Regions from separate parts of the Homo sapiens genome. Here regions 1 and 3 are each linked to region 2. Evidence: chromatin loops called from intact Hi-C (ENCODE). Cell type or tissue: heart left ventricle. All regions are shown on one strand. Links, peaks and the distances in the headings refer to the core of each region. The heading gives the core; the rest is flanking DNA.

Evidence for each region. A loop is a pair of places that touch in the nucleus more often than their neighbours do. Peaks named below come from ENCODE experiments on the same cell type or tissue, not always from the same donor. Only the 100,000 strongest peaks of a DNase experiment are listed, where the experiment ranks them.
Region 1: a loop joins it to region 2, with 1.9 times the contacts of the local background. A loop is called at or near these places in 10 of 110 quality-filtered maps.
Region 3: it touches region 2 in a loop (2.2-fold over the local background); 4 of 110 quality-filtered maps call a loop at or near these places.

The regions. Positions count from the first base shown.
Region 1 is chr3:21,781,173-21,791,627 of GRCh38, reverse strand. It overlaps a transcript of ZNF385D not described here. Among named protein-coding and RNA genes, the nearest start is that of ZNF385D, 35 kb to the right of the region's middle. In heart left ventricle, for the core only: no CTCF peak of the experiment used is centred there; no DNase peak of the experiment used is centred there; H3K27ac peaks cover 1,424 bases.
Region 2 is chr3:21,834,739-21,845,193 of GRCh38, reverse strand. It overlaps a transcript of ZNF385D not described here. Among named protein-coding and RNA genes, the nearest start is that of ZNF385D, 89 kb to the right of the region's middle. In heart left ventricle, for the core only: a CTCF peak has its summit at 5,319 (motif pointing right); no DNase peak of the experiment used is centred there; H3K27ac peaks cover 607 bases.
Region 3 is chr3:21,769,427-21,779,881 of GRCh38, reverse strand. It overlaps a transcript of ZNF385D not described here. Among named protein-coding and RNA genes, the nearest start is that of ZNF385D, 23 kb to the right of the region's middle. In heart left ventricle, for the core only: no CTCF peak of the experiment used is centred there; no DNase peak of the experiment used is centred there.

The DNA.
Region 1 (10,455 bases), core at 3,509-8,508, 55 kb after region 2:
TGAAAACCGTTAGAGCTGCTAATGTTTTGTAAAATGTTCACTGGGGAACTCAAGTCTCTAAGCACTGGCAGAATTTCAGACTTTTGTCTCCAAAGCAGGACAGGAAATTGAAGGAGCCAGATTTCTTCTTGGGGAAAGGAGTTCCTCCTTAAATCCTCTGATTTTAAGGGGCAAATTATCTGAAGTGAAGACATTTTTGGGATACCTCCTGCTTCTTGTCACTATTGCTCATAGTTAAATGTTTTTCATTTGTCCCCTAATATCACATGCCACTGCATATTTTATGTTTGTTTCTTACTTTGAGCCACTGAAGGAATTTGTTTTTTGGGTTATTGTTGTTGTTAAAAATGGCCCCACATCAAAACAGCTTACTTAGTTGGAGGCAAACTAGTCACGTTGCAGCAGACTGATTAAAAAAAATGTCCATTGTGTTCTTTTTACATACCTCAGAAAAGGACAGAAAACATGCAATAAAGCTTATAAATGCTGCATTGACCTTTATAAAGGCATTTACTTCTCATGAAAAGTACTTGTGATTTTTAGAGCTATAACCTCTGGTAAATTGAGAATAAAGTTGCTTGTTATTCTGAAATGGCGCTATGCCTGCTTGGTTCAAGTGCCACTAGTTCTGTGTATTTCTTCGCATTGGTTTATGCTGTTTTTTTGTTTCCTTACCCCTTGTTGTAACATATGTGACAACTTAGGAAGCAGGAAGAGAAAATAAATAGTCCTAAAGGACAAGCAAAAAAATCTAGCTATCAAATTTCACATTCTATAAATTTACAATCTTTACGAAGAAACAAATTAACTTCAATAATAAGGAAACTCCTTAAGAAAATCTGAGCATATGCTTAATTCTCATATGGAGAGAGAAAAGTCAAACATAAAAAGACCTAGTCTGCCAAGGTTTAAATAGCAACTTGTGCCTCTGCAGAAATGATTTTCCTTGAGAAAATTTCCCATATGCTGGGTATGAAGTCCATCTGCAAATGTAATACCCAGATGCTCACCCTCCCCTTCCAAAAAAGCTGCATTCTGACTGCACATCTTCTGTGCCCTAGAGAACTGATAAAGGAATGACATTTTCTTCTCTTTATTTTTTTCAGTAATCTTTTTTCATTTTAAAAGAAATACAAGTATAACTATAGAAAATATTTAAACTTCAAAAAAATTACAAAGAAACAGCAATCACCCCAAATCTTATCACCAACAGATAACTCTGTGTGTTAGTTCTACATAAGTAAAATCATACTCCTTTCCCTTTTGTATAATTTGATCAATCTTTCCATTCTTCCTCAACACCATCTATTTTAGCAGGAGTATGATGAGAATTGGCATCTAATGTATCTTTATGAGCCACTTTTTTAATTGAAAAAAAGCCACATATGCATCGATTTTTAAAGCTCAGAATATTGAAAGAGTTTTGAATGCAATCTGAATCTGTCCCCCGAGACTTCTTCCTCAGAGGCCAACATTGTTAGCAGTTTAATACATGTCCTCCCAAAGTCTTTTTATCCATGAGCATAGATAGTTATGTGTGTGTTTGTGTCTTGTAGAGTATATGTGCTATGCTCTACATCTTGGCCCTTTCATTTAATAGTTACTGAAGATTTCATGTACATCTATCTGAGGCTAGTAACAGCTTGAAAGTGTTTCATTTTGAAGTCTGACTGTGTTAGCCAATTTCCTGTTAAGAGCTTTTCATCCCCTTACCCAATATTCTTGTCATAATCTGACAACAGTGACAAGTTGAAAGAACCCAAGAAGCCACATACACAAAGGTTGTAGAATATTCATTTATTATGGCCCCAAATTGGTTACGGTATAAGTGATGATGCAGCTATCTTGCTGAATATTTTAAGCATTTTACATCTTTGTTTAGTATTTAATTTCTTTCCTTGATTTATCTTTTTTTACATAAACATGCAAATCAGGAATTTTCTAAATACAGGCAAATGAGGCTCTTTTCTGACCATGTAAATCAGTGATGTCTACCTTTATTCTTCAGAAAGAGGTATTTGCAGTAAGGCAGTTAAAAGGAATCTATTAAGGTTTTTGCTTTTTATTAATCTGTATATATGTGTGTGTGCTTACACATGTGTATATGTGTGTGTGTCTGTGTGTGTGCATTTAACAAATGAACACATGCCCATAGTTGAGTGAAAGTCAGATAGTGCTTTAAGGTTTAGAGCAACAACAACAAAACCAACATTCTGCCCTAGATCTCCCCACTCCCAAGTACTGATCAGTGGAAGCTGCCACTTTGAATTCTCCTATATATTTCTTCTGGGGTTTATATTTTTCTTACTAATAACAGGAGTGTCTTGCTCTTGGTTGATTTATCATTGTAGGCAGTATATCTCAAATTTCTAAATTAGAATGCCACACATACCCTCCCCCATTCTCCAAAGATAATTATATTATAGATTTAATTAAATCAGTATTTTATGTTTTCTTTATTATGCCTTTGAATCCACTGTTCATGGTGGAACCAAGTAATGGCCTACAATTACTTTTGCTTTATTGAACAATTTCTTTTTATTTTTCTAGGAGTTAAATATTGTCTTAATTTTTTTTTCTTGCTTATGGTTGGGAAGATACTTTTTTCCACAACTTCCAATAGCACATGGTCTCATCTGTCAGAAAATCTATCTGCTCCATTCTTTTTTTGTTCTTCTGTCCTCATGCTCTCTGACCTCCTGCCCTAATCCAGACCAGCAGGTCTCAAGGCTTTCTGTGCAGCTGTTATAGCACAGCGTCTCATTGGCCACATTGGCCAGTGCCTTGGACATTTCTGAACTTCTACAGTTGTTGGATCCCAAGATTCCTGTGTCCCGTATTTCATGTTGTCCCTAGCAAGACTGTTGCCTCCTTTGAATGAAGCATGTCTTACAGTGGAGAGGAAGAGCATGGAGGAGTTTATTCTTTTAAAAATGCACATATGCCCCCGAATCAAAAATTTAAAAAAGCAACAGAAAAATAAAAATGTAGTGTCTCAAAAATTTGAAAGTTGTTTTTCTTACTGATGGCCTAACATGGATTGATTCAAAGACAATGTACTAAGAAAAGCTACGTGGTTTCAGGACACTGAAAATGAGAACAAAATTTCTGATTAAAGACAGAGACACATGTCACATTTGTCTCTAGGTAATTCAGAGTCTCGCTCTATCCCCCAGGCTGGAGTGCAGTGGGTGCAGTCTCAGCTCACTGCAACCTCTGCCTCCCAGGTTTAAACGATTCTCATGCCTCAGCCCCCCAAGTAGCTGGGATTACAGGCGCCTGCCACCAAGCCCGGCTAATTTTGTATTTTTAGTAGAAACGGGGTTTCCCCGCATTGGCCAGGCTGGTCTCCAACTCCTGACCTCAGGTGATTCACTCACCTCGGCCTCCCGAAGTGCTGAGATAACAGGCGTGAGCCACTGCGCCCGCCCCATCTTACTATCTTTCTATTTCTACTCGATGGAAGATACCTTTAACTTAACCTTCTAATAGTTCTATTGATAATGTAATTATTCCTATCATAATTTTAATTTCGTAGAGCTCTTCTTAGCTCATTTGCATCACATCATTCTTTTGGGTTTTTTTAATGGGCACAATATTAATTTCTGCTTCTCTGAGGTTATTAACTATTGCTCTCTCTCTCTCTTTTTTTTTTTTTTTTTTTTTTTTTTTTTTTTTTTTTTGTTGAGACGAAGTCTCGCTCTGTCGCCCAGGCTGGAGTGCAGTGGCTCGATCTCGCCTCTCTGCAAGCTCCGCCTCCCGGGTTCACGCCATTCTCCTGCCTCAGCCTCCCGAGTTATTGCTCTCTTTTTTTAAAAAAGTACGCTCTTCTTCCCCTAACATTGCCTCTCTGAATTTTATCCTCAATTGTTTTGGCCTCTGCTTTTCATGATGGAGGCTTTCCTCAAATATGTTGTGATCTTCCTGTCCGTTCATATTTAAGAATGGCATGTTAATGAATTGATGGCAGTGCTTGTGGCCTGGTGATTTTCATTGCAGGGTGATTGGGTAGGAAGCTGGCTTTTCCTTGACAGCCTCCAAAATGTCAGTGTCTGAACGGCCTTTCTCTGGAATCTTACTGTTTCTCCTAAGAAAGGGCTTCTACTCTTCCATAGGACAGTGTGTGTGGTTAGTGGTGTGCTGGATATTAGCATCTGGATAAGGAGTAGGGGCACGGGGCTTAGGGGTGGGTATTCCCATTTAGTTTTTAGACTTTAACTAAATACATCTATTTTTGTTTTAGCTCTTCACTTCTCACCACTTCTTTTCTTTGTGCCCATGTTCCCACTTAGTGAGTCTTCGAAGTCCATTTTCTCAGTTGGAGAAAGAGGAGAGGAGGGGAAGGAGGTATGCTCTCTGTTTGCACCCACACCTGAGGTACCTCACACCTTCTATCATTGAGCGATTAGAGGATCTGAGAGTTCAGTGAGCTGATCTTTCATCAGTAACCCCCCAGATAGTTACTTGAAGCCTCCACTACTTTGCTTTATCAGGTGTTTTTTCCTCCATTCTCTTTATCTTCCAAAAATGATTTGATATCACTTATCTATTATTGTTTGCTCTCTTATTACTATGCTCTCATTGATTAATACTTTTTAAAATTCCTTGTCATTTAAGTGTGGTTTCAGGCAAGAATGAAGATAAACACGTGTTCAATTCACACTATTTTCTTATTAGGTTTAAATAAATATAAAATTTTCATCTTTTTCTTTGTAGCATAATTCCCCAAATAATATAATGGACTACTTCACATGGGCTTAGGAAAGTATATTTGGACACTTAGCTTGGGAATTCGTTTCTGGTTTAAAAGATAAGGTTTGTTTATACAAAAAAAGAAATCTGTTGATTTCATTCATTAGCATATGTTCACGGACATGGCAAAAGCATAATGCTAAAAAAATTACTTAGATGCAACTTGGTTTTATGAATTACCAAGCAGAAAAGTATAAATGGCCTTATTATTCTGTCACCACTAATGCTGTACTGTTCCAGATCACAGTTTTTGCACAATGGGAGATATTTGAAAGTTGTTTTTCTTACTGATGGCCTAGCATAGATTGATTCAAAGATAATGTACTAAGAAAAGCTACGTGGTTTCAGGGCACTGAAAATGAGAACAAAATTTCTGATTAAAGACTTCTGAATAATTCTTTCTGGAGGCACTATATCCCATTTGCTGTGAATTGTGTATGTTTAAAATCTGAAATATGCCAAAGCAAACAACGAAGAAAAAAAAAATGCCGACTTCCCTAAAGGAGTACTGTGTTCTCAAACCTTTCTTGGCTTTTTCTTGGACTGGGACGGTCAAAAACATTTCTAGTAAGGACATTTACTGGCATGCCGTGCGTAGGACACAGTGACCTGTCTTTTCCCAATACAGGCAGTAGGGAAGTATTAGCACTTAGAGAAGCTTATAAAGTCCTTCGTGAGGAATCCTAGAAAAGGAGTGTCAAAGAAAGCTGAGTTTGAGTCCCAGTTCTGTTTACGTTTGTGATGTTGAACAGTTTATGAACCTCTGAGAACCTCTCCATTAGGATAATAAAAGCATCAATATCACACATGATTTTTATGAAGGTTAAATGAAGTCACATGGTAAAAAAAAAAAGGGTAAAGTAACAGCACTTGGGATAAGTCACATGCTCCACACTTCCTGCTTTTGTTTCTCGCTTTCTCACACCAAGGTCAAGCTTGGTTGCCAGTGCAGCCTCTATGGAAATGAAGTATTGAGTTTATGTGATTGCAGGCTAATCAGTGGGGAAAAGCAATTGCCACATTCAGTACAGTTAGTCAAATAGGTTTATATATTTCTCCATGGGTCATGAAACAAAAGTGTCCTATTTACCTTCAAATTTTCCAGCAAAGTGTCACAAGGGATGAAATAGATACTTAACAGGTGTTTGTTGAATTGAGTTTGTTATTGTGTTATGATAACTATGAACAGAAAGGGAGAAACAATGTAGCAAAATGGTTAAAATACTTCAAAATGTCACTTATATGTGAAATCTAAAGTAGTGAAATTTATAGAATCAGTGAGTAGGATGGTGGTTGCCAGAGGCTGAGGAGATACCAGGAAGGTGAGTGATGGTTAAAGGGTACAAAGCTTTAGCTATTCAAGTTTCTGGACATCGAATGCACAACACTGTACCTGTAGTTATTAATATTGCATAGTGTACTGAAAATTTGCTAAGAGGGCAAATATTTGGTGAGAACATTCTTAAGTGTTCTCACACACACATATATATACACACAAAAAAAATGATGGTAACTGTAGGAAATGATGAATATGTGAATAAGCTTAACTGTGATTATTTCTCAATGTGCATGTATATGAAATCATCAAGTTATGAACCATATATATATATAATTTTTAATGGTCAATTATTCCTCAATAAAGCTAGAAAATATATGGGGCTCAGATATACCACCGACCAGGGTTTCCATTCTAGCTGCTCTCTTAATAGTTACGTGATTTGGGGGCAAATTATTAAAAAGCTTTTATCCTCCATTTTCACAAGTCCAACCTCCCCGGTCAGTGCAGGGAACCAGGGGTGACGCCACTGTGAAGTGCATGCATGGATTGTGTGTGTGCATCTATGTTAGAGCTAAACTAGGAAGAGGTGAGTGAGTACCTGCCTCAGATAGCATTTAAGGGGTCACCAAAAACAACAGTAATCAAGATAAATAATATTTGAATGCAACATTTAAAAAAATTAAAATGCAAAAAAGTCCATGATAAATTAAAGATCAAATTTTGAAATAAAAATCACAATCAGTAACAGTGCCATGTGGAGCCATGTTGGAGCCTAAGGCAGGGAGAGACATCACTAAAATTGACCCTGTCCTTATTTAAAATTTTGATATTTTCTTTGTTATAGGTTCTTTTTTGCATTAATTATGACTTTTTAAAATATCTTAAAATAGGAAATGTCTAAAACATCATGTTATATACTTAAATATATATACAATTTAAAAATACATTAATTAATTAATTAAAGTACTATTTATCTTGACCACTGAGATGTTTAGTGCCCTCTAAATTTTGTGTCCAAGTGCAGTTCCTTACTGCCCTCACCTAGTCTATGCCCTAATCAGGCATAATTTTTCTCTATCTAAATATATATTAGTGTAACTTTACACGTTACTTAAAAGTAGACTATTTGAATTTCTTTATCGCTTCCATTTATCTGAAATCTATATATTAACACACTTAAAGCACACAAAAGAGAAGTGCATCAACCTTAGAAATTCTTGGTGCCAAAAAAAAGATGGTTAAAGTGATTGTGCTCATATTTTTCAGAGTAACACCAAAAGGTAAGTAAATAAGTGGCCCACATTGAGAGCTGGCTAGGAAGAGACCTTCTGTTTTTAAGAATATCTACCCAATGGCCAATTATAGTTTGCTTTAAACATGGATTTTGAAGCCTTAATAACATTCTCCTGCTTTATAGGCTGGTTTTAAAGTTTTATTCTTGGCAGACTTCTCTTCCAGTAACTTGTTCCTAATACCCATAGTTCACTAAATGACAAACTTCTTACAGGAGACTGATAAGCACGTGTGTGAGAGAACCTGACTGCCTGCTGAATTAGTCTGGCAATGCTGATAACACTGTACTGCAGTCTGTGAGTCCTGATTGAAAAAAAGGAAAAGAAAAAAGAAATCTCTGCCACAACTTTCTTTCTGGAAGACTTGCTTACATACTGTATTTTTAGTCTTGTCATAGGAAGTGGGTGTCGATCAAGATATTTTAGGAAACGCTTGACTTTCCCTCGCTATATTGTGAGCTGTTTAATGTTTCCTTTTTCAAATAATGTCCCCACATTTGTAAAGGGAAAAAAATCAGTTGACTTTGCCTGAAGCTGCTATTTTATTTTATTATTATTTGTAAAGAGCATCTTTTACCTGGTGCCTTTGTGCTTCTGTTACGGTGTTCTTCGTGCATGCAGAGAAGTCAGGTAAGGAGCCAGACATGGTGGGAACAAGGACGGAGAAATTGCTGGTTCTGAATGCAATGAGACTGAATGGGCTCTCTTAAGGGCTCAGTGCTATTACATTAAACAATGCTGTTAGAGTGTCCCAGGTGTTTGAGGGTGATTTTCTGAATTTATGCTCTAGGTAGGCAGTCGATAAAAAATAAGGTCTCTCCAAAAATATTATATCAAATGGTAACATACAGTAGCATTTAAATGTCTTCGTAGGAGAAGGTGCTGTTTCCCTTCTCCTACTCCAAAGATTTCATTGAAGGTCTCTACTCTGGCTCTCCTTTTTCCCTCTGTTCCACTGGAAATATTTGAGACTCCCTGGGAGAGCCCAATTTTGAATATAATTTAATGGAAGCCCTGACCAAACTAAACCCATTGCACATAAACCCTTGTATTTATTAATGGCTTATTCATTACCTATCCAGGCTCTTCATTTTTCAAGTTGTTTCAGATGCCATGTATTTACAATCTGAAAATTCCAAGACGTGAAAGTTCATAAATAGAATTTATCAAAGAAATATTGTATTAGCCTCCTATGTTGATCTTGAAATATTGATCCAAAAATCAGGAGAGTAGTGATCAGTTACCAATCGTGAAGATCTAGCAAGAATAGCAGGGTAAGGGTCAGGGCTATAAGTAGAAATTGCAATCGAGGTGTGACTATTTTAGTTAATAGTTAGCTTCTTCGAGTTGGAATGCAATTATAATTGCATAACGAATTTTCATATAAGTAAGCCTAATTGTCCAGGATGTGATATAACCAGGTTAAGTTACATTTCTGTTCTTCCTCCCCGCTCATCCTCTGATAAAACATACCATGACCTACATTTTTATTATTTCAATGCATTTTATCACTCTCACCCTAAGAGTAATGGTAGAGAACTAACACATATCAGACACATTCTAAAAGTAGTAGAACATATTTTCCAAAAATCTTGTCCAATTTAATTCTCCAAATAATCCTAAGAAAAATAGAGTTACATTTGTTATGTATATTAGGCGTGTTTTTTACTTGAAACAATTTCAGAGACGTTAAGTAACCTGTTCAAAGCACGGAGATAGCAAATCTGGAGAGGTTTAAAGGTAAATACAGTTTGGAAAAGGAGACACAAATGACATTAATTATCTATGCACAGTGTGACAATTAAAATGATCAAATTCTAGATAAAACAACCCTGAATTAGAAGCTCATTTGTCTTGAGTTAACTGGTGACCTTAAACGAACATCCTAAGTCTCTCCATGCCTCAGTTTCCTAATTTATAAAAGAAATATTTAAACTCTCTGACTCCTGAATTTCCTCCAGGTAGCAGGTCATTTCCCTCAGTTCTAAACTTGGAGATTTTATGTTGATACCTCATGAAGACAAGTGCTCACATTGTGACCTCCACTTGGCCGGCACTACTAAGTATCAGCTGTCTTCTTCCTTGCTGGGGCAACTGAATACTGACAGGCACATAGGCACAACTCTCACAGGAGCAGAGATTGACCACCATGAAAAGCAATGCAGCATTGTCTCTGAATGAATTATGCTAAAAGTGCATCAGATGATGAGAGGGCTTCCAAGTCATAAAATGAGTCCCTTTCCACAGAGGAGGAACAAAGCATATAGGGTGCAGAGGAGTCCTCGCCCTAGTGGAGGCGGGAAAGCCATGAAAGTGAAGTGCTGTTTGATTCATAGAGGCCATTTTTATCAGCTTGAGGAGTGATGAAAGTTGCTAGTTGTTCCATCCCCATTTAGCCCTTTGAGCTTTCACTTAAATACTAAAACTCCTTTTTGGGTTGAATGCCATTGCTAGAGTGGTCAATTATTTGATTCACCTTGACCTATGGGCCAGAAATCTACTTGTAAGAATTTTTCTTTGTCTGGTAAAGGGATGAGCCTCCAAATATCTGCTTATATTTATACTCTTTAATATTATGAGCTTGAGTGTCATAATAATAATAACAAGACTTACGTGTTTGTTTAAGGTGTCTGGCTCATGTCGTCAAGAACAGCAAGGAATCTTACTCATTCTTTGGCCTGATTTTATATGAGGTATTATTAGAGTCAACATTCATGAAACACTTATCTGAAATAGCTGGCAAAGGAACCATTATTCAAAAAAGCTTTCCATAAAGAATTATTTGTTTTCTCAAAATATGACACATGGTATGAGAACTCAAGACTTTGACACTTCTTGGCACCATCTTTGATACATTTAATGTTTGCTGTGCCAGATTTACTTTCAGATGAAGTGTAAGGAGGAGTTGAAATATTTTAGGAATTTGGGGCATATTTTATATATTTTATACATTGTAGATATGGAAGGGTATGGAAGGTCCTACATAGGCAAGAGGTTTAGATTGCTACCGCTTACTCTTCCTGACTATGTATCCTCTGAAAATATTATTTTTTCTTTCCTAAAGCTCCTTCTTTTCCTTTCCCTTTTCTCGCTTTGAAATAAAGAGATACTTTTTCCAGATTTACATTTGTC
Region 2 (10,455 bases), core at 2,373-7,372:
CAGCACAGACATGCAACCTATAATCTGGCATTCGTAGAAGTAGACTAGAGAATAAATGACTAACCATAATTCTGACATTTTAACTCTTAAGTTATTCTCTTGAATAAAAATGTCGCAAAGCAACTTTAAGACCTGCGTTAACATTTCTTTTCTCTTTTTTCTTTTTCTTCTCTTATTTATTTACATGTTTGCCTTCGTTCATGATTTGGCAGTACATCAACACATGTTTTAAAGTGTTAGAAAAACAATAGCTCTGTAAGTGAAACCTACATCTATAAAACCAATTCTAAAGTCCACCAAGATCTCTTAAATTATCTCAGTGTATGCTATATACTGATACTTGTATTTGTGAGGTTGAACAAGGCAACTCTGAAAAATTTCAGTAAAATTGATCATTTTTTTGCCTTCCAAAACTAAATGAAAATACTAGCATCAGGTAGAATGTGAACAATTTAGTGACAGTGCAATTTTGCTGATTGTAACAAATTCCCATAGGCCTCAATATTTCAGATTTTAAGCATCTTGCACCAGGTGAACTTTAAAAATGATGTCATGCACTGAATTTGGATTGAATGTTTACCATGCAAAACTTAACATCTTTCCTTTTGGTTTGGTGATTTATCATTTTTAAAAGGCTTTCCTATTTGATTTTTGTAATCAGAGAATGTTTTCTAATCAGAGAATGTTATCCTCCACTTGACACATAGGGAAAGTGAGCTTCGGACAACTTTAGCATCCAGGTTGCCTATCAAAATCCCCAAGAAAGCACCATCTATAATGGCTAATCATCAAAATCCCCAAGAAAGCACCATCTATAATGTCTAATCAGCTGGTAAGCTAGAATAAAGCCAGTGATCCTCTGTTCTCAATTGAGGATAAATTTCCTTTAATAAAAACACTCTTATGATATTGTATTTTGAAGAATGAAACAAAACCACAATAAAAAATAATAACAAAAACCCTCCTCTCTTGGCACGAATTTCCTAATTTGTAAAACAAATGTACTAAATCTTACTTGTCCTGTACTGTCTACCTCTCAGGGTTGTTTTAAGGTTAAATTACATAAGATAGTGAAAATCCCGTAAAATATATGTTAAATATCTCCAAATCTCCCATCTCTGCCAGATATCATCCTTGTAAATTCCAACACAATTCCTAGAACAAGACTTTCTACTTTTTGTGTGACGCATTACTTGCTATGTTATTTTATATTTATTTATGAATGTATCTTATCTCCCTACTAGAGTTCCTTTTGTGCACATTCTATGTCTGTTTCAACTTTGTTCCCCAGCAGGAAATGAGATGCTTTGAATGGAGTGGTTGATGATTAGAATAAAAGAATGAAATGTTCTCCCCTCATCTGGAAGATACCATGCTACCACCTGGGACCCTTTGAATTGTTTCTGTCAAAGTTCATATTGAAATAACTCTTTCATTAAGAATTCACCATCTGCTGGGTTTCATTTCTTTTCAAAATTGGTAATGACTTGATTATTCCCCTTTATCATCTTCTGACTTTAATACATGCCTGCTATTGATAACTGCTTGGTTCTATTCATTTTTGTATTCTTGAAGTGCCTAGTACAGTATCCTCTATATTTTAATAGCTCAATATATTAATACATTTTGGTTGGATTAACATATAAATAGATGTTAGTAATTGTTCCAACCTTGAATCAGAGTCTACCTCTCACGTGCTTGGGCTACAGAGCATGATAAATATGACTTTGTATCTCCTGAGCTCACTTTTCTAAAGTGGACAACAGGCTCGCATTTCTCTTAGGCTGAAACATATCCTCAGGGATAATTCAAATGGTCAGGATAATTCCCCTGGTCCACTAATGTCACATTGGTGACCTTCTTGACTAGGCCGATGATAAGTCCCCCAACAAAGAGCAAAGTGATAAAGGAGCTACGGTTAATCCCCTGAGTGCTTCTACCTGCTGGTTCTTAAACCTTTTTCCCCAACCCAAAAGTTCAGTGTCTTTATACTATCTTCTAACTGCTCAGAGAGCCCCACACAATGATTGTCCTGTTCAGCTTGTCTTGAAATGAGACAAGAACATTCTCTTGCAATTATCTAAGAACTACTCTCCAGGATAAATAGTTTCCAATAAAAGCCAACTCTAGCTTCTAAAGGATCTCTTCTTAAAAGCTTTTATGCTAAACTATTTCAAATAAGGACCAAGCTTTTGCTCTAAACTATTTCAAATAAGGACCAAGCATTCTGCATGTAATGCAGTGCAATTTGAAAGAGAATAGATTTTCAGAAGTGCGCCAACCATGTCTGGCAGATTACCATTTATTTGACATAAATGGAAGAGACCAAAATGATCTTATTTTGAATTCTGTTTTTAGAAATGTCCTTATCAAAATAATTTTTCTGCATTAGCTTAACTGCTGTTTGATAGCAAATCAAAGGTAGAATTAACCAAAGCTGAAAGTATTGTACTTCTCTACCATTGTGGCATTCAAAAGGTGATGGATTGACTGCATCACTGAATGAAATAAGAAAAGGCTTTCATTCCACTTACAGAGTTTTACAACTGGAAAACAGAAATTTGGATATAAATTCACATCCTCAGACCAGTATGTAAACAACCATCCCAAAGATCTAATTACAGGGTTAATATTTAAAAGCATTGCCATGAGTATCTGTGATGGCCCTAGAGAGCCTGTGTCGACCAAATGGGGCTTGAAGTCATCTTTCATGATTACCAATCACTGGCCTTTCACATATGAGTCAAATTCAATTCATAACGGCTGGATTCAAGGTAGGGGAAATTCACATAGGCAATAGGAATCAGATCTGATAGAAATCAAATCTCAGGCCAAAATTCATTCTCCTTCCCTTCCCATCTTGCTCCTTTTTCTCCCAAAACCCTAATAGCACATATATTCAAAATGAGAGGTATTTTAAATTGCATTTCTATTGTTCCAGAGAGTAGCTGCTCTATCAGCCTGGGATTCAGAGCAGAGCAGAGCAGAATCCAAGGTGACTTGCAACATTGAGAAAAGATTACATATTGAATTATTATTGATAACCAGTTATCTGTCATTGGTTTTTCATCTGAAAGAGAAAGCAGCTTTAAAATAACATATAGTTTTAAATTTAACAAAAAATCTAAATTTTAGAAATGATAAAAATTATACAAATACATTTTCAATTATATATTCCATTTTATATATTATACAAATACATTTTCAATTATATAGATTCAATTATATATGTGTGTTTGTGTATGTGTGTATATATATGTATATATGTGTATATATACATATATGTATGTATTTCTGAGGCGTGACTTGTTAGAGAAAGAATAGAAACAAAAAAAGTATAAAGGCACAGAAAAATATGTATGAATTGCGAATTTACAAACTTAAAAAATGTTATAACAAAATACATCAAAAATTAAACCAATAAAGTCAAGGTCTTCCTAAATTAAGTAAAAATTTAAGCAAAATGAAAAGTGTGTGTAATTTGGAAGAATTATGCATACTTATACTTGTGTTTAATAACTTAAGTATTCCAAAGAACCCCTAAAAATGACAAGAAAAATAAAATGGAAGCGATTGAATGGACATAAACAGGCTATTCACAAAAATGGAAAATTTTCAGCCTTATCAGTGGTCAGGATAATACAATTAAAACGAAGAGCTATTATCATTGTGCTCATAAAATTAGCAAAACTTACGACTTGTAACCTAGAATGCTCCGTGGGAAGATAAATTAATACAGTAGTCTGACTTTTTTTAAAATGAAATGTTCTTTAATTCAACAATGTCAATTCTGGGAATTGATCTCAGGAGAATTCAAAGGATCTCAGCTTACAATTATACATAAATGGATATTTATAGCAACACTGTAGTAGAAAAACCTTGGAAGTAATCTGAACACCCATCAGTGCAGGAATAATTGAATAAATAATGTGCATCTATTTTTGGTATTACTATGAAGCTATTAAAGAGAATGAGTTACGTCTGTTATCACTGGTCTGTAGGGATGCCCACGATATGCAGTTTAGTAAAAAACACAAGCTGCAGAGTAATATACATAGTAGGTGCCATCATTGCTCTGAATGTCCTTGCTTCATTGCCTTTGACGATTCTTTTCTCATGAAACTTGCTAACAGTCTCTTACCATCTGTATGTCTAATTCTTCTTTCACATTCATATTCACCAGGAGCCTCAGTTTGTCAGGGAAGCTAAATTGACCAACCCAGATTGGATACATGTCCACTACCTGTGCCTTCAGTTTATCCTGAGCAGGTCTCAGTCATAGACATTTATTCAACTCTTGGTTTCTTTTAGACAGCAAACTCTTTGAAGCCAGGGATGATTGATCTCCTCTCAGCATTTTCAATATAATAAGTATATGTAGTGATTGACATAAGGGGGTAATTTATCAAACTTTTTTGAATGAATGAAAAAAAGTGCGGTCCAACCACATTCCAAAAGCAAATGTATAAATAAATAATGGTAGAGTATTAGAACTGGATGGAAACATCACCAAATACTGAAGAGTGTCATTTGCTAAGAGTTTTAATACCGAAGCAACGGTTTCCAGCTTATGGGTCGCCAAATCCCAAATGCATTCATATGCCAACGTTGGATTAAAAACAAAACTTTTCTTGAAAATTCCCAGTTGCCCATAAAGCACAAAATCTTTAGTATTGGGCATACCGTTATTCTTGTGTTTGCTAAAGGTTGAGCACTATTCAACTAGACAAAAGGAAGGAGTGCAATGTCGATATGAAGATATCAGGGAATAGGAAGCATGCTATCTTTAAAAGAACGGTTATATCCCTTACAAAGCCCTCTGAGGGGTAGAAAAGTAAAAGTGATACCACTTGCCTCCAGCTCTTCTCTATTCTGTTTTAATTTTAGGTCTTTGAAGTCTGAATTTGTCTTAATTGTTTGTTTCTGTGAGGGTTAAGTGAGCCACATCTTACCCCATGTCTTGCATGTGTAATACTTACATACTACTTTTGAATGCATGTATACCCTCTGTTGTCACTGAAATACAAATTCAGTTTAAAACATCATTGAATTTATTTAGGCTTTTGATTATCTGTACCTTCTCAAAAATATGCGTATAAAAAGCAAATTATTATCAAAAGAGGTTATCACATTCTTCTTTTTTCCACTTATAACAGGGTCCTCACACCCAAAAACGTTGAAAAATAATTACCTAAATATAAAGCAGTATAGGCACAAGCATCAAACAACATGTTTATCTGAACATAATTGAGAGAGATTTGCAGTCCGGTGTAAGGCTGTGCGCTCTCGGTCTTTAGGTGCACAGTGGGAGGCAATTTCTGACCCCTCCAGTAGAGGGAGACCTGGAGATCAGTTCTGGCCAGTAATACATGTGGGAGTAATGAGGGTCAAGTGCAGGTCAGGCATTTGATTGCTGGTATGTGACTCTCCAGGGATCACTTTTTCCACTGCTACAGCATCTGGGAAATGTTCCAAATAATGGCTGTTCTGTCAGCTGAGTCTTAAAGTGAAGGCAAAGTGATGTGGTCTGGAGTCAGAGCTGACCCATAAAGATCATTGTGTGGGGCAAGAAATACATCTTTACTCTTGTAAGCAACTGAAATTGTCGGCCTCTTAGTTATCATAGAAAAAGCTAGCCTCTCTTGCCTAATAGAGTTTCTGCTATTTGAGTTTTTCTTGGGAGCTATTTAATTACATCAATTGGCTTTTAATTGTACCTTGGAACTGGACATAGTTTAGGAAAGTGAGAGATTTTAGAGAAGAAGCTAGGCGCCAAAGACTGGCTATACTGGTTTAGTCATCTTTTATGATGAGTTTGTAACAGATGATGAGCTTTTGGACTGTGAAGTCAAAACCATTTTTGTGGCTGGTGTTTCACTTAGCTAGCTACTCCTGAGAATTTCATAATATGAGATTTTAAAATGTGGTTGGTTGATTAACTGGTTGTTAAAAATTATGTGATGATACTAAAAAAATGTTACCAAAAAAATGGAAGTGACTAGTTTTCAGAAAAGGCCATAGGGCTTAATGATTAAGGCTTGGAGTTAGAAAGACCAAGGACAGAATTTTGACTTTGCATTTATAGCCATTTGATAATCGTTAATTATGTTAATCAAAGATTATCTTCTAATAACCTTTAATTATTATTAAAAATATTTTTATCTTTTTAGCCACAGTTGCCTCATTCATCCAATGTGAATTGTAATAATAGAAAGTACTTCATAGACTGCTGTAAGCATCGACAGAAAAAATATGAAAAATGTTTTATATGTTCCCACGGTTATTGTTTAGTTTGTGGTGTTATTATTATGAGCAAGTTATATCACCTCTAAGAAGCATCTTTTCTCACACTTTAACATCTCTGAAATCAAGACACCTATTAAAATTGGTGATATTTTATAATTATAGTTACTGGATGATATATAAGTTAGCATGTAACTTACAATAGATGGCATCTTAGATTTGAAGAGACAGGGTTGTGATCATATTATTAACAGGGTTTCTAGCTAGGGCTCATTTGAGCATCATAGATGGATAAGGCCAGTTTGCTATCCTTTAAACATAAAAAACCGTGACCTTCCAGAACTTCTCTTTTCCATCACTTTGACAATTGACACTCAAAGCCGCTATTGTTTTTTAGTGGCTGTTGGGAATTTTCTTCCTAGTGCCTTAGAGTGTCGGTGTGATATTCTAGGCAAAAAGGTCTTATAGCTGAATTAAAAACACTCAAACAGGAAGGCTGGCCTCTTCATTGTTGATTCGCATCTAAATTCATTATGAGAAGTGCTGGAAGCTGTTCACAAACAAGATTCTGACTGACCATCACCTTTGTTTTTAGCATATATACCATACATAACTATACTTATCTCCCAGATCCTCCAAGTACCTGTCTTGAAAACTTTCCCTTACATATTTGAGCTTCTCAATAGCATTTTACTCATGCTTATCACCTGCATTGTCTCCCCAGGCAATCTTCTTGAATTTTCCATATTACCAAAATGATGAGAGCCAACACAAACCAATTTTGTAACAATACCTGTTCTTCCAAACACTGTTCTTCTGTGTTACTCTGGGAATTCATTGTTAATCTTTATAATCATGCCATTAAGATTGCTACTGTTAATGTGCAGTTATGAAGATCTAAATGCTTTGAAATAAAAGGGATAATGTAGGCCCATAGGCTCCACAAACCCTGAGAGAAGTATGAAATGGTAGACTGCATGGTGGCCACAAATTTTTCCCTTCCTCTACTCACCGTCATTTGCAATATTATTTTACTACTCCAGAGGTGGAGTCTATTTCTCCAATTTTTTTTTTTTTTTTGAGATGGAGTCTCACACTGTTACCAGGCTGGAATGCAGTGGTGCTATCTTGGCTCACTGCAACCTCCACCTCTCGGGTTCAAGCAATTCTCTTGTCTCAGCCTCCTGAGTAGCTGGGACTACAGGCGCACGCCACCACACCCAGCTAATTTTTATATTTTTAGTAGAGACGAAGTTTCACCATGTTGGCCAGGATGACCTTGATCTCTTAACCTCGTGATCTGCCTGCCTCAGCCTCCCAAAGTGTCAAGATTACAGGTGTGAGCCACTGCACCTGGCCTCTCCAACCTTTTAAATCCAAGCTGGTATTCTGACTTGCTCTGAACAATAAGTTGCAGAAAACATGTCATCTAAATTCCAAAGCCATGCACCTGTACTCACTTGGAGCACTACCCTGAACCCACCATACCATGAAGAAGCCTGGGATGTAGAAAGAGAGGCCTAGCCATCCCAACTGAACCATCTGATTCCAGACCCCTATCTACCTCCCAGCTGAAAACAGCTACATGAGAAAACACAGGCCAGATTAGCACAAGGACCTTGCAGACAACCCACCATACTTCTGGACATAGTAAATTGCTGTTGTTTGAAGACACTAAATTTTGAATGGTTTTTATACATGGACTGATGACTGAAAGAAGTCAAAGGCTTTCAACTGCTAGAATAGATTTCTCTGAATTAGAGTCTGAAAGAAGGAGGGAGGCCTGTAGAGAGAAATTTGGCAATGACATATAAAAAAAATTTCACTTAGCTTTGTTTCTGTCACTCCAATGCTAGCATCATATGAAAAAATTTATACTTTAAAGAGCTTTAAGGATACATACCTTGAATTTTTTACAGCCCTTTTATGAAGCCATCAGAAAGTGCATTTCAAACAAGTTTCATGTTTCTCCTTAAAAATTTCTCATATTGTGACATATGGAGGTGACAGGATCAGCTCAAGGAGGGAAGAGAAGAAGAGTGGAATAAGCCAAATGATTATTCCCGGTTCTCACCATTCTAAGATATTTAAGCTGGGGTGGGTCTACGGCAGCGTCTGCAAACTACCTTATATTTTTGTACATTGTGAGCCGAGAATGTTTTTTACATTTGTTTAATGGCCAAAATAGAAAATAAAAATAATATTTTATATATGTAAAATGTATATAAAATTCAAATCTTAGTGTCTATAAGTAAAGTTTTATGAGAACACAGCTGTGCTCCTTCGTTTACATACTATGGTTTCTTTTTGGCTACAATAGTAGAGTTGAGTGGCTGTGATAGAGGCTGTGTGCAAGTCTAACGTGCTTACTATCTATCTGGCTCCTTACAGAAAAAGTTTGGCAACTTTTGTTCTAGGATGGAGATTTGAGAATTTTCTTTTAGGTCTCTGTAATGTGTTATATCCCATGGCAGTGTTTGTGAATCCATAAATAAACACACCCAGCTGACTGTCTCAACCTCACTCTCACAGTCTTCATATCTTGTTTGTTGAATATGCAGAAGTGTAAAGGTATCTATGTCCTAAGTTTGCTTAGGGTAAGAGATGAGGGGAAGAGAGAGCTAGAGAACAGTAGATCAGAGTAAGTGTTTGATGATACTTTAATCGAAAAAGTGACACGAAAATGATTTAATGCGCCTCCATATTTATGTTTTTCTCTTGATATCTCTTTCTAATAACTTTTGTTTATAGACCAAAGCAGTTTTTGAAGAGTCAGAAGACTAAACAATGAACAGCATTAGCCCTAAAAATAACTTTTTTTCCCCAAAATTTGCTTCCATAATCTGCAATTAAAAGTTCTGCAAAAGAAGTTATTGTAACAGTGTACCTAACAGTAGATAAACTGTGAAAGTGCTGGGCATAATTTTCTTTACCTGTCTGATCTTCATAGGCACCCAGACATCTATAGACTATTCACTCCTCACCTCAACTCAAAATGGTGTTCTTATTAAGGCACTTCATGATTTTTAAAAATCATATTTGGAATATATTAATATACTTTGCCTCTACAACAAATGAGGGATTATGGAATATAATCTCAGGATCCCAAATTGACAGAGACATTTAGTTGGAGGGACAATTATTGGTAGGCCTAGAATAATATTTTTTGTTTTTCTGGAAATGACACACCATTAGTTATGAAATGGAGGAATGTAAAAGGTATCATCTTTCCCCATAACAATACAGTTCCAAGTATAATTTCTGGTTTACCAAGAACCTTTTCAAGTAAATATAAAATCTTCCCTCTTTTAGGCTACATGCCTCTTTCTCCATTTTTAAAGCTATTTTCTATTAGAACATATGCTAAGATTTATTATTTGTGCCTTTATCCTTAGTGAACATACGTATTTGGTTTAGTTTTTTTTTTTTTAAGTAGTATCACTTTGATCCACCCTGTGAATCACATGTGTTTACCACATTCCTGAGAAGACTATGAGTATTTCAGCAGGGAACATTGTCCAACTGGAGAATTTTGGAGGCAACATATGTTCTCATAACAATTTTCTGGAGGGAAAACTCATCCTAAGCAAATTTTACAATGGAAGGATCGTGAGCCATTTGCTACATACTTGCATAGTACCTATTTGGTACTAAGAACTATATTTATTTTTGCTGCTTTTCTCCAACTTAAAAAAAAAGTAAGCAAACTATACATAGCCTCACTAGTTTTTTTCTTTCCTTCTTAGCTGTTGAGCATCTCTTGGTTTTTGATTGATTCTCACATATGATAGTACCTTTAGTAGATTTGAATTTAAATAATAACTAAATGTTGATGAATGTGTGTTCATTTAGGGTCATGACTGTATACCAATAAACAAGTGAGTTTATTTAGGGCTAGAGCTGTTCCTAGCACTTGCTAGGTCAGTGTATGTATTAGTCAATTTCCACACTGTTATAAAGAACTACCTGAGACTGGGTAATTTATAAAGAAAAGAGATTCAATTGACTCACCATTCTACATGACTGGGAAAGCTTCAGGAAACTTACTATCATGGTGGAAGGTGAAGGAGAAGCAAGCACCTTCTTCACAAGGGGGAAGTACCACACTTTTAAACCACCAGATGTCGTGAGAACTCACTCACTATCCCAAAAACAGCATGGGGGAACTGCCCCAAGATCCATTCATCTCCCACGAGATCCCACTGTCGACAC
Region 3 (10,455 bases), core at 2,178-7,177, 65 kb after region 2:
ATATAGTGAGGACCACAAAAAGAATAAATTATTTGGAATAAATGAGTTGGTAGATCCTCCCTAAATCTAAAGCCATACTCAGCAACTAATATAAACATGTCTAGATATCTGGGAACTTGGAGTTCTAAATAGAAATGTGTTTCATCCTCCTTATTCTTTTGTCATAGATCTTTACTGTACCATAGTAAATGAACTTACATTTGTAAAGTGAGTGGCATTGAGAAGGCGCTCAGTAAATGTTAATTTCTTACCCCCTTCTTTTTCTCTAAGATAGAACTCAAGTCAAAAAAGTATTTTTATTTCTAATGTTCAGAAACACCTATTGTATAAACTCCATGTGCTGAAGTCACTAATTATGATAGATATTTGAATTGCCTTTTTATTACATCCAAAATATAGTAAATTAAACATTATGCTTTTGGCCATACAATTTATATAAAGGCAACAATCCGCTCTCTTTAATGTTTTTTTCCTCACATTTTTATAAAGCAGACAAAAGTATATATATATATATTATCTTTCCACATGGGCTATTTAGACATGTTTCAGAATACAAATGCTTGAACTATTTGGGGCTTATGATCACTGAGTTAGAAGTCAATTTGACCTGAATAATCTGCTCAATTTTGTTTTGCAGAGTATATTGCATTTGGCAGGTTTATATCCTGAAATGCCCAGTGGTCTTAATGACACTGATGTCTGTGGCTTTGTCTTTGGAGCTGAGAAAGTAATGTTTTCAGGTGGTTTATCCCTAGGCATTTTCCACGTCCCAGCTCTGACTGTGGTTGATTTTTGCCACCTCCAGCCTAAGAACAGTGTACCTTTATGTCAGCCACCAGATAACCACTTTCTGAGAGTTTCTTGGAAGAATATCTCCTTTTCCAACCTGGTTCTCCATGGGGCAAAATTTAGTTCTCACTGCTGTAACAGGCTAGGTTTGTTGTCTTTAGAAAAGCAGGGATATTAATAGGACCTGGTCCTCATATAGTAATGTTCCAGACTATGTGCCAGACAGTGATTTTGTTTCATTAAAATAGTCTTTTCATCACAATATTTTTCCTTGAGTTTGTGGCTGTTTATCAAACACTTAACCACAGTGGCTTATTGATTTGGGTAAAACTGACTCATAACGAGATCATTTGGGGAATTTCTATTTGGATTTTTTAAATTATTTTAATTAAATTATAAAATTAAATATAGTCCTCTTTTTGTATTGTGAGAAATCAGAAGTGATATAAAGATATGTGATGTGATTTTTCTGCCTCAGTTGAGACAGGTATATATATATGTGTATATTTCTGATTGTAGATTTTGTTTTTCGCGAACCATGCTCTGAATCAGAATTGTTTCTCTGAATTTTCAAGAGCTGTCAGTGATAGCTTGCCTGATAGACTACAGGGTGCTTCGATGTTTAGATTACCCCTGTGAGATGAATAGGAAATGGGACTTGCCTTATTTCTGAACTCAGCCGTGCCACCTTTCGCTCAGGCTCTTTGTATCTCTGCGGGTAGGGATAAAATGAAGTAGTTGGGAGGAGCTTTGAAGACAGATGGCTAGGTGTGTTGGGGAAAGAAATAAGTGTGTTTGTGGTGAGAAATGTTTCTTTAAAAGCCAGTAAATGAAAATGCTTCCAGTGAGAGGCACGTCTCAGAAGTGGTAAACAAGAGCCTGAGAAAATTGGGTATCACTGTTTCTAAATGAGGGGCACTGATTGGCTTTCTTTCTAACTGTGGAGTGTTTAAATTTTTGCATTGAGTGTGTATGTTGTAAGTTGCTAAAACTTCTAAGGGAATTATATTAGTTTGCCATTGCTGTTTAACAAACCACCCTAGAACTCATTAACTTAAAACAGCAGTTACTTATTATGTCTATTACTGGAGACACACTGCATATCATCTGGGGTCTGTTTGATCAAGGCTTGGCTCAGCTGGATGGGTTTGCTTCAGCTGGACAATTCCGCTTCTTATGTCAGGTTTTAAGCTAGCTAGGGTGTCTCTGTTCCACATGTCTCTCTTTTTCCTTGGACCAAGAGACTCAGCAGGGTAGGTTTTTCTCATCGTGATGCCAGAGACATAAGAAAGCTAGGCTAAAATATGGCAGAGCTCATTCTATTAGTCAAACTGGTCACAAAACCAAGTACAAAATAAGGCAGTAGTTGAAATATAATATGCCTTATTAGGGAAAAGAATTGCAAAGTTGCATGGCAGAGGGCATGGATATGAAGAAGGGTGAAAAATCAGGCCCAAAGACGCAGTCTCCAATGGGAAGATCTATGTAAGCAACTTCACAAATGTTATAATGAATTTAAGTATGAAGTTCATACAGTGTTTCAAATGATTCTTCTCTCTCTGTCTGATCATGTTGAAAGCCTTTCTTCCCAATGCACCGTCAGAGAATAGGCTGCATTCAGAACTTGGTGACTATCTGTCAACTAAGTTGGTGCTGAGATAACCCATGAACATGATGCTTTGCCCATCTCCTCTCACCATCCTGCCCCAACCTCGGTAGAGAGAGAGGGCATTTAGGGAGGATGTGGAGTAGAGGAAAGGCTTTTATGCAGAATTTTATAAATATTTATTTTTTTAAAAGGTAAATTCAGGCTGATGTGATGAAAATGAGTTCTTGACAAAGATCAAAAAATGGTTTGAGTCAGAGTGGATTTATCAAAATGCAATTATTTTAAACAAAACAGAACTTTGCAATTGCATACAGAAGCTAGTCCCTCAAAACCTACTGGGGACATTTTCTAGTTTACATAATGTAATTAAATTCAAGCCTGATGATTTCAAATGTATCCCACAGACATTATTGGCAACACGGTCCCATGTGGGGAAAAGGCTGAGGAAGTAAGTAGCATGTTTGGGGGCCAAGAGAAAGTTAGAAAATCATATCTAAAGCTCACAGCAATTGTTTGCAGGGATTCCTCTTTAGCACCGTTCAGCAGCTATGGGGAGAGAACTGGGAACTTTTCTGGAACTAGTATTCACTCTAAAACCTATCTGTGTCTTTGGACAGGAGAAAAAGTTTCAGTTTCTGCCCACAGGAATAGCAAATGTGCCTTTCTCATGGAGTTCTGGTAGCCGTAAAGAATAATGTTTCTTTTTGCTTTGTGTAATTATGATTTGTAAACATCACTTGTATATATTCTTTGTTCAACTTTACTTTCCTTTTTATGATAATTGCTGATGCTACACTTAGACATTATATTTCCAGAATCTCATATAAAGTTTATTTTTTAGTTATCTCTAAATTACATTAAGTACCTTAGGTAAGGTAAACATGATCATCAATAGAAAAATAATCAAGGGATAGGAAGACAAATTCACAAAATTACTTCAGTCATTAACTTATCTTAATAAAAGAATGATAAATACAAATAATGACAGAATGCTAGTTGTTGTGTATCAGATTTAACACACACATACGTCGTTCTTTTTTAAAGGATATTCAGTGCTGGTTATGGTGGAGTAAAACTGAGCCGTCACACACGGCGCTCATGTGATGTGATTGTAAATTGGCACGATCTTTTGAGAGAGCAATTGAACAGTATGTACCAAAATTATTTGCAGCAATTTTACCCTTTAACCTAGTATTACATTTCAAGGCTTTATCCAAGGAAACAATAAGTAATAAGCACAAAAACTAATGGAGGAGGATGTCCTTTGCCATTCTATATTTAACAATGAAAATTTGGAAAATATCTAAGTGTCCAAAATAAAAGAATGTGTATGTAAATATGACACACTCATAATATAGGATATAATTAAATAATTAACATATTTTGCATAATTTTAATGACAGAAGATTTTGATTGTATAATATACAAAAAATTTGAAATACAAAGAAATACTATAAAATTTTAATATGTAAAAAATGGACATCACAATATATTAAACTATATAATTGAGTATCTGAAAGAAAATACTATTAGCAGTATTTGTGTAAGGAATTATGAGTACTTATTTTCTTCTTTACATTATTTTTTAAAATTTTTCTAATATTTAAAAAAGAGCATGTCTTAATTTTATAATTACTGGAAAACGCTATTTATACAAATGAGCTCTAGAAAGAAATGTGTACTAACTATAGCTCAGACAATCTAAAAATTTACTCTAGAAGGATATTCTTAAATCAATAAGAAAATGATTAATTATTTCCTGTCATCGAATACTTTGTATATTTCAGTATAAAATTTAATTTGGGGGAATACAAAAACAACAAACATCTATGAAGGAGGAAATAATGTACAAATAACCGAAATCATCATGATAAGTTACGGAAGACTTCGATTTTGAAATTAGATACAATATAGGGTCTTAATTGCTAAAGAAATAGCCAGGAGGAGTTCAACTTCTCAGAGCTGTAAATAGGTTCACTGAGAGTTTAGACTATTTTTGGAGTAATAGAGCAATAAAAGCAGTACTTTCCAAGCCCTCCTTTATCCCCCACTTTCTTCCTTTTTTTATTTTTATTTTTAATTTTTTTTAGCTAGCAGAGGCAATTCCTCACTGGTCATAACTTTCAAATGACCTTGGTAAGTAGCAGGTGATGGTGCCAAGAATGAAAGCTCTAGGCTGATTTAGGAAACAGGTGCCAATTCTTGCTGCAAATACTTTGCAACCCTGCATTAAAGAGTTAATAAAAAAGGAAACATAAGTGACACAGAAGCAAAAGATACTCAAAGCCCACCCTTCATCCAGATGAATTTACTTGATTTTCCATGAGTACTTTACAGTTTTGATGATTTCCTGCTTCTTGAGTCACTCCTTATGTGATGGAGCTGGCTTACACTCTCTTGCAAGAGTAAATTATGCTCATCTCTTCTCAGGTTATGTCATTTGTACTTATACCATGAAATTGATGTGTTGGTGGGAGTATTTTAACTGCAGTGGTTGACAAATGATACAAGTCAGGGCTTTGCCTCTCTAGAAAGCCAGTTGGTTTTTACCAGCATACTATTACCTGGACCTATCCTCTCAGTTTTAGACCCTTAGTTTGACTGCCTCATGTCATTCTATTTCCCTGTTTCAAAAATATTATAAACATCATATCCAAATTTGTTAACTTTTCCCCTAAGCTGGACATCTTTAAAGTTCTCTAAGTACCCATTTCAGTGACAGGTACTGAACTGGGAAAGCCAAAATCATGTTATTCTTAATTACATCTACTCCTTCATCAACCCCATCACAGCCCATCATCATTTATCTAGTCAACAAAATCTCTTAAATATGTCTCTAATCACTTCTCTCTATCTCTGCACCTACCATAATATTTTTCCTGAACATTTTTACTTCTCTGTGACTAATCTTTGGGCTTTGTGATTCCATGGAATAGAGACTCTACTCCCTATTTCCCATCTCCTGTTTCCATCAGAGCATCCCATTGGCCTCCATTTTTAAAGATGTCTTCATTTGACTCCTGTTTTGTTTTGTTTTTGATTCCAACTTTTATTTTAAATTTGGGGGTACATGTGTAGGATGTGCATGTTTGTTACATAGGTCAATGTGTGCCATGGTGGTTTGCTGCACAGATCATCCCATCACCTAGGATTAATCCCAGCATCCATTAGCTATTCTCCCTGATGCTCTCCCTCCTCTCACCACCCCCACCCTCTGACAGGCCCCCGTGTGTGTTGTTTCCCCACTATGTGTCCATGTCTTCTCATCATTCAGCTCCCACTTATAAGTGAGGACATGCACTATTTGATTTCTGTTCCTGCATTAGTTTGCTGAGGAGAGTAGCATCCAGCTCCATCCATGTCCCTGAAAAGGACATTATCTTGTTCCTTTTTAAGGCTGTATAGTATTCCATGGTGTATATGTACCACATTTTCTTTACGCAGTCTATCATTGATGGGCATTTGGGTTGACTCCATGTCTTGACTATTGTGAATAGTGCTGCAATGAACATATGTGTGCATGTATCTTTACAATAGAATGATTTATAATCCTTTGGGTGTACACCCAGTAATGTGATTGCTGGGTCAAATGGTATTTCTGCCTCTAGGTCTTTGAGGAATTGCCACAGCATCTTCCACAATGGTTGAACTAATTTACACTCCCACCAAGTGTAAAAGCATTCCTTTTTCTCCACAACCTCACCAGCAGTTGTTTTTTTTTTGACTTTTTAATAATATCCATTCTGACTGGCATGAGATGGTATCTATTGTAGTTTTGATTTTCATTTCTCTAATGATCAGGGATGGTGGGCTTGTTAACATATGTTTGTGGGCTGCATGTATGTAGTCTTTTGAGAAGTGTCTGTTTGTGTTCTTTGCCCACTTTTTAATGGGATTGTTTGTTTTTTTTCTTGTAAATTCATTTAAGTTCCTTGTAGATTCTGGATATTAGACTTTTGTCAGATGGATAGATTGCAAAAAAATTTCTCTGATTCTTTAGGTTGTCTGTTTACTCTGATGTAGTTTCCTTTGCCGTGCAGAAGCTCTTTAGTTTAATGAGATTCCATTTGTCAATTTTTGCTTTTGCTGCAATTGCTTTTGGAGTCTTCATCATAAAATCTTTCATGGGCAAAGACTCCTGTTTTTAAAAGAGAAACCTATTCCAAAGAGAAGACTAAGAGGCTTGAACTTTCCAGGTATAAAAGCACAAAATGGTAAATATCTTTTATTTTCTCTTTCCAATTTTATTTTTGTTGTGTTAAAATACATTATAACAAAATTTACCATCTTAACCACTTTTCACTGTACAGTTCAATGGTATTAAACGTATTCATAATGTTGTGCAACCATTACCACCTTTATCACCTTAACTCTTTTCATCTTGTAAAACTGAAATAAAATCCCCATTAAATAAGATCTCCCCATTTTTCTCTCCCCCATCTCCAGCAACCACCATTCTACTTACTGTCTCTATGATTTTGACTACTCTAAGTACCTCATAAAAGTGGAATCATACAGTATTTGTCTTTTAGTGATTGGCTATTTCACTTAGCATGTTCTCAAGATTCTTCTATGTTGCAGCACATCAAAATTTTCTTCATTTTTAAGGCTGAATGATATTCCATTGTGCATATGTATGCTACATTTTGGTTATCCGGTCATCTGTCAGTGGACACTTGGGTTGCTTCCAGATTTTAGCAATTGTGAATAACACTGTTATGAACGTAGGTGTTCAAATATCTCTTTGCAACTCTATTTCATTTCTTTTAGAAACTGAATTGAAAGTGAAATTGCTCAATCATATGGTAATCCCATTTTTAATTTTTGAAGTATCACCATACCGTTTTCCACAATGACTATACTGTTTTACATTCCCACCAACAATGCACAAGTGTTTCAATTTCTCCTCCTCTTCATCAATACGTTATTTTCTTTTTTCCCACTGTAATGCATGTGAAATATCTCATTTTGTTTTGATGTGCATTTCTCTAATGTTTGTGAGCATCTTTTCATATGCTTATTCACCATTTGCATATTATCTTTGGAAAAATATTTATTCAAGTTCTTTGTCCATTTTCTAATCAGCTTGTTTTTTTGTTGTTGTTGTTAAGTTTTAGGAGTTCTCTCTATATTCTGGCTATTAATCTGTTATCAGATACTTGATTTGCAAATATTGTCTTCCATTCTGTGAATTGCCTTTCTACTCTGCTGATAGTATCTTTTGGAGAACATTTTTAAAAAATTTTTATAAAGTTGTGTTTGGCTAGTTTTTCTTTAATTTCCTATGCCTTTTCTGTGATATCCAAGAAATCATGGCTAAATCCAATGTGATCAAATTTTGTCCTATGTTTTCTTCTAGAAGCGTTATATTTCTCGTTCTTATATTTAAGCCTTTAATCCATTGTGACTTAATTTTTTACATGGTTTTAGATAACAGTCCATTTACATTCTTTTGCTTGTAGATATCCAGTTTTCCCAGAACTGTTTGTTGAAGAGATTACTTGTTCCTCATTGAATTGTCTTACCACCCTTGTCAAAAGTAATTTGACCATCTGTATGAGGGTTTATTTCTGGGCTTTCTATTCTATTCCATTGGTTTATATGCCTCAATGCCAGTATCACCCTATTTTGAATACTGTAGCTTTGCAGTATGTTTTAAAATCAGTAAGTGTGAGTCCTCCATCTTTGTTATTTATTTTCAAGATTGTATTTGCTATTTATGGTCTTACTTAGTTTATTAACCATTGCTTCCCCTCCCTCCCCCATCTTGATGGTCTTGTCTCTTGGTCTCGGGAAGATGCTCTTCCTGGCTGTATGTAGTCACCCATCTTGGCTCTTCTTGCTATCTCTATTTTATTCACATTCTACTTTCTTGATTTTTTTTCACATCTTTCTTCAACTGTTCGAGCATCTTTAAGGTAATTGTGTTGAAGTTTTTGTCTGGTAGAGTTGTCATCAAGTCTTTTTTAGGAACAATTTCTGTTGACTTATTTTTTCCTTTTGAATGTTCCATACATTTCTATTCCTTTTTATGTCTTGCGATTTTATTTTCTTGCTAAAAACTGGACATTTAAATCTAATAATGTGGTAACTCTGAAAATTCTATTACCCCTTTCCCCAGGGCTTTCTGTATTATATATTTATTTCTTATTGTTTTTGTTTTGTTGATTGTTTTAGGCTGTGCCTGTGCCAAGGATCAACCAGAGGTGTACATTTAAGGCTTCCTCAGGTTTTTTTTTTTATTATTATACTTTAAGTTCTAGGGTACATGTCCACAACGTGCAGGTTTGTCACATATGTATACATGTGCCATGTTGGTGTGCTGCACCCATTAACTCGTCATTTACATTAGGTATATCTCCTAATGCTATCCCTCTCCCCTCCCCCGACCCCACAACAGGCCCCAGTGTGTGATGTTCCCCTTCCTGTGTCCAAGTGTTTTCATTGTTCAATTCCCACCTATGAGTGAGAACATGTGGTGTTTGGCTTTTTTGTCCTTGCAACAGTTTGCTGAGAATGATGGTTTCCAGCTTCATCCATGTCCCTACAAAGGACATGAACTCATCCTTTTTTATGGCTGCATTGTATTCCATGGTGTATATGTGCCACATTTTCTTAATCCAATCTATCATTGTTGGACATTTGGGTTGGTTCCAAGTCTTTGCTATTGTGAGTAGTACCGCAATAAACATACGTGTGCATGTGTCTTTATAGCAGCATGATTTATAATCATTTGGGAATATACCCAGTAATGGGATGGCTGGGTCAAATGGTATTTCTAGTTCTAGATCCCTGAGGAATAACCACACTGTCTTCCGCAATGGTCGAACTAGTTTACAGTCCCACCAACAGTGTAAAAGTGTCCCTATTTCTCCACATCCTCTCCAGCACCTGTTGTTTCCTCACTTTTTAATGATCGCCATTCTAACTGGTGTGAGATGGTATCTCATTGTGGTTTTGATTTGCATTTATCTGATGGCCAGTGATGGTGAGCATTTTTTCATGTGTCTTTTGGCTGCATAAATGTCTTCTTTTGAGAAGTGTCTGTTCATATACTTTGCCCACTTTTTGATGGGGTTCCTTGTTTTTTTCTTGTAAATTTGTTTGAGTTCTTTGTAGATTCTGGATATTAGCCCTTTGTCAGATGAGTTGATTACAACAATTTTCTTCCATTCTGTAGGTTGCCTGTTCACTCTGATGGTAGTTTCTTTTGCTGTGCAGAAGCTCTTTAGTTTAATTAGATCCCATTTGTCAATTTTTGGCTTTTGTTGCCATTGCTTTTGGTGTTTTAGACATGAAGTCCTTGCGCATGCCTATGTCCTGAATGATATTGCCTAGGTTTTCTTCTAGGGTTTGTATGGTTTTAGGTCTAACATGTAAGTCTTTAATCCATCTTGAATTAATTTTTGTATAAGGTATAAGGAAGGGATCCAGTTTCCGCTTTCTCCATATGGCAAGCCAGTTTTCCCAGCACCATTTGTAAAATAGGGAATCCGTTCCCCATTGCTTGTTTTTGTCAGTTTTGTCAAAGATCAGATAGTTGTAGATGTGTGGTATTATTTCTGAGGGCTCTGTTCTGTTCCATTGGTCTATATCTCTGTTTTGGTACCAGTACCATGCTGTTTTGGTTACTATAGCCTTGTAGTATAGTTTGAAGTCAGGTAGTGTGATGCCTCCAGCTTTTTTCTTTTGGCTTAGGATTGACTTGGCAATGCGGGCTCTTTTTTGGTTCCATATGAACTTTAAAGTAGTTTTTTCCAATTCTGTGAAGAAAGTCATTGGGAGCTTGATGGGGATGGCATTGAATCTATAAATTACCTTGGGCAGTATGGCCATTTTCATGATATTGATTCTTCCTATCCATGAGCATGGAATGTTCTTCCATTTGTTTGTATCCTCTTTTATTTCCTTGAGCAGTGGTTTATAGTTCTCCTTGAAGAGGTCCTTCACATCCCTTGTAAGTTGGATTCCTAGGTATTTTATTCTCTTTGAAGCAATTGTGAATGGGAGTTCACTCATGATTTGGCTCTCTTGTGTGTCTGTTATTGGTGTATAAG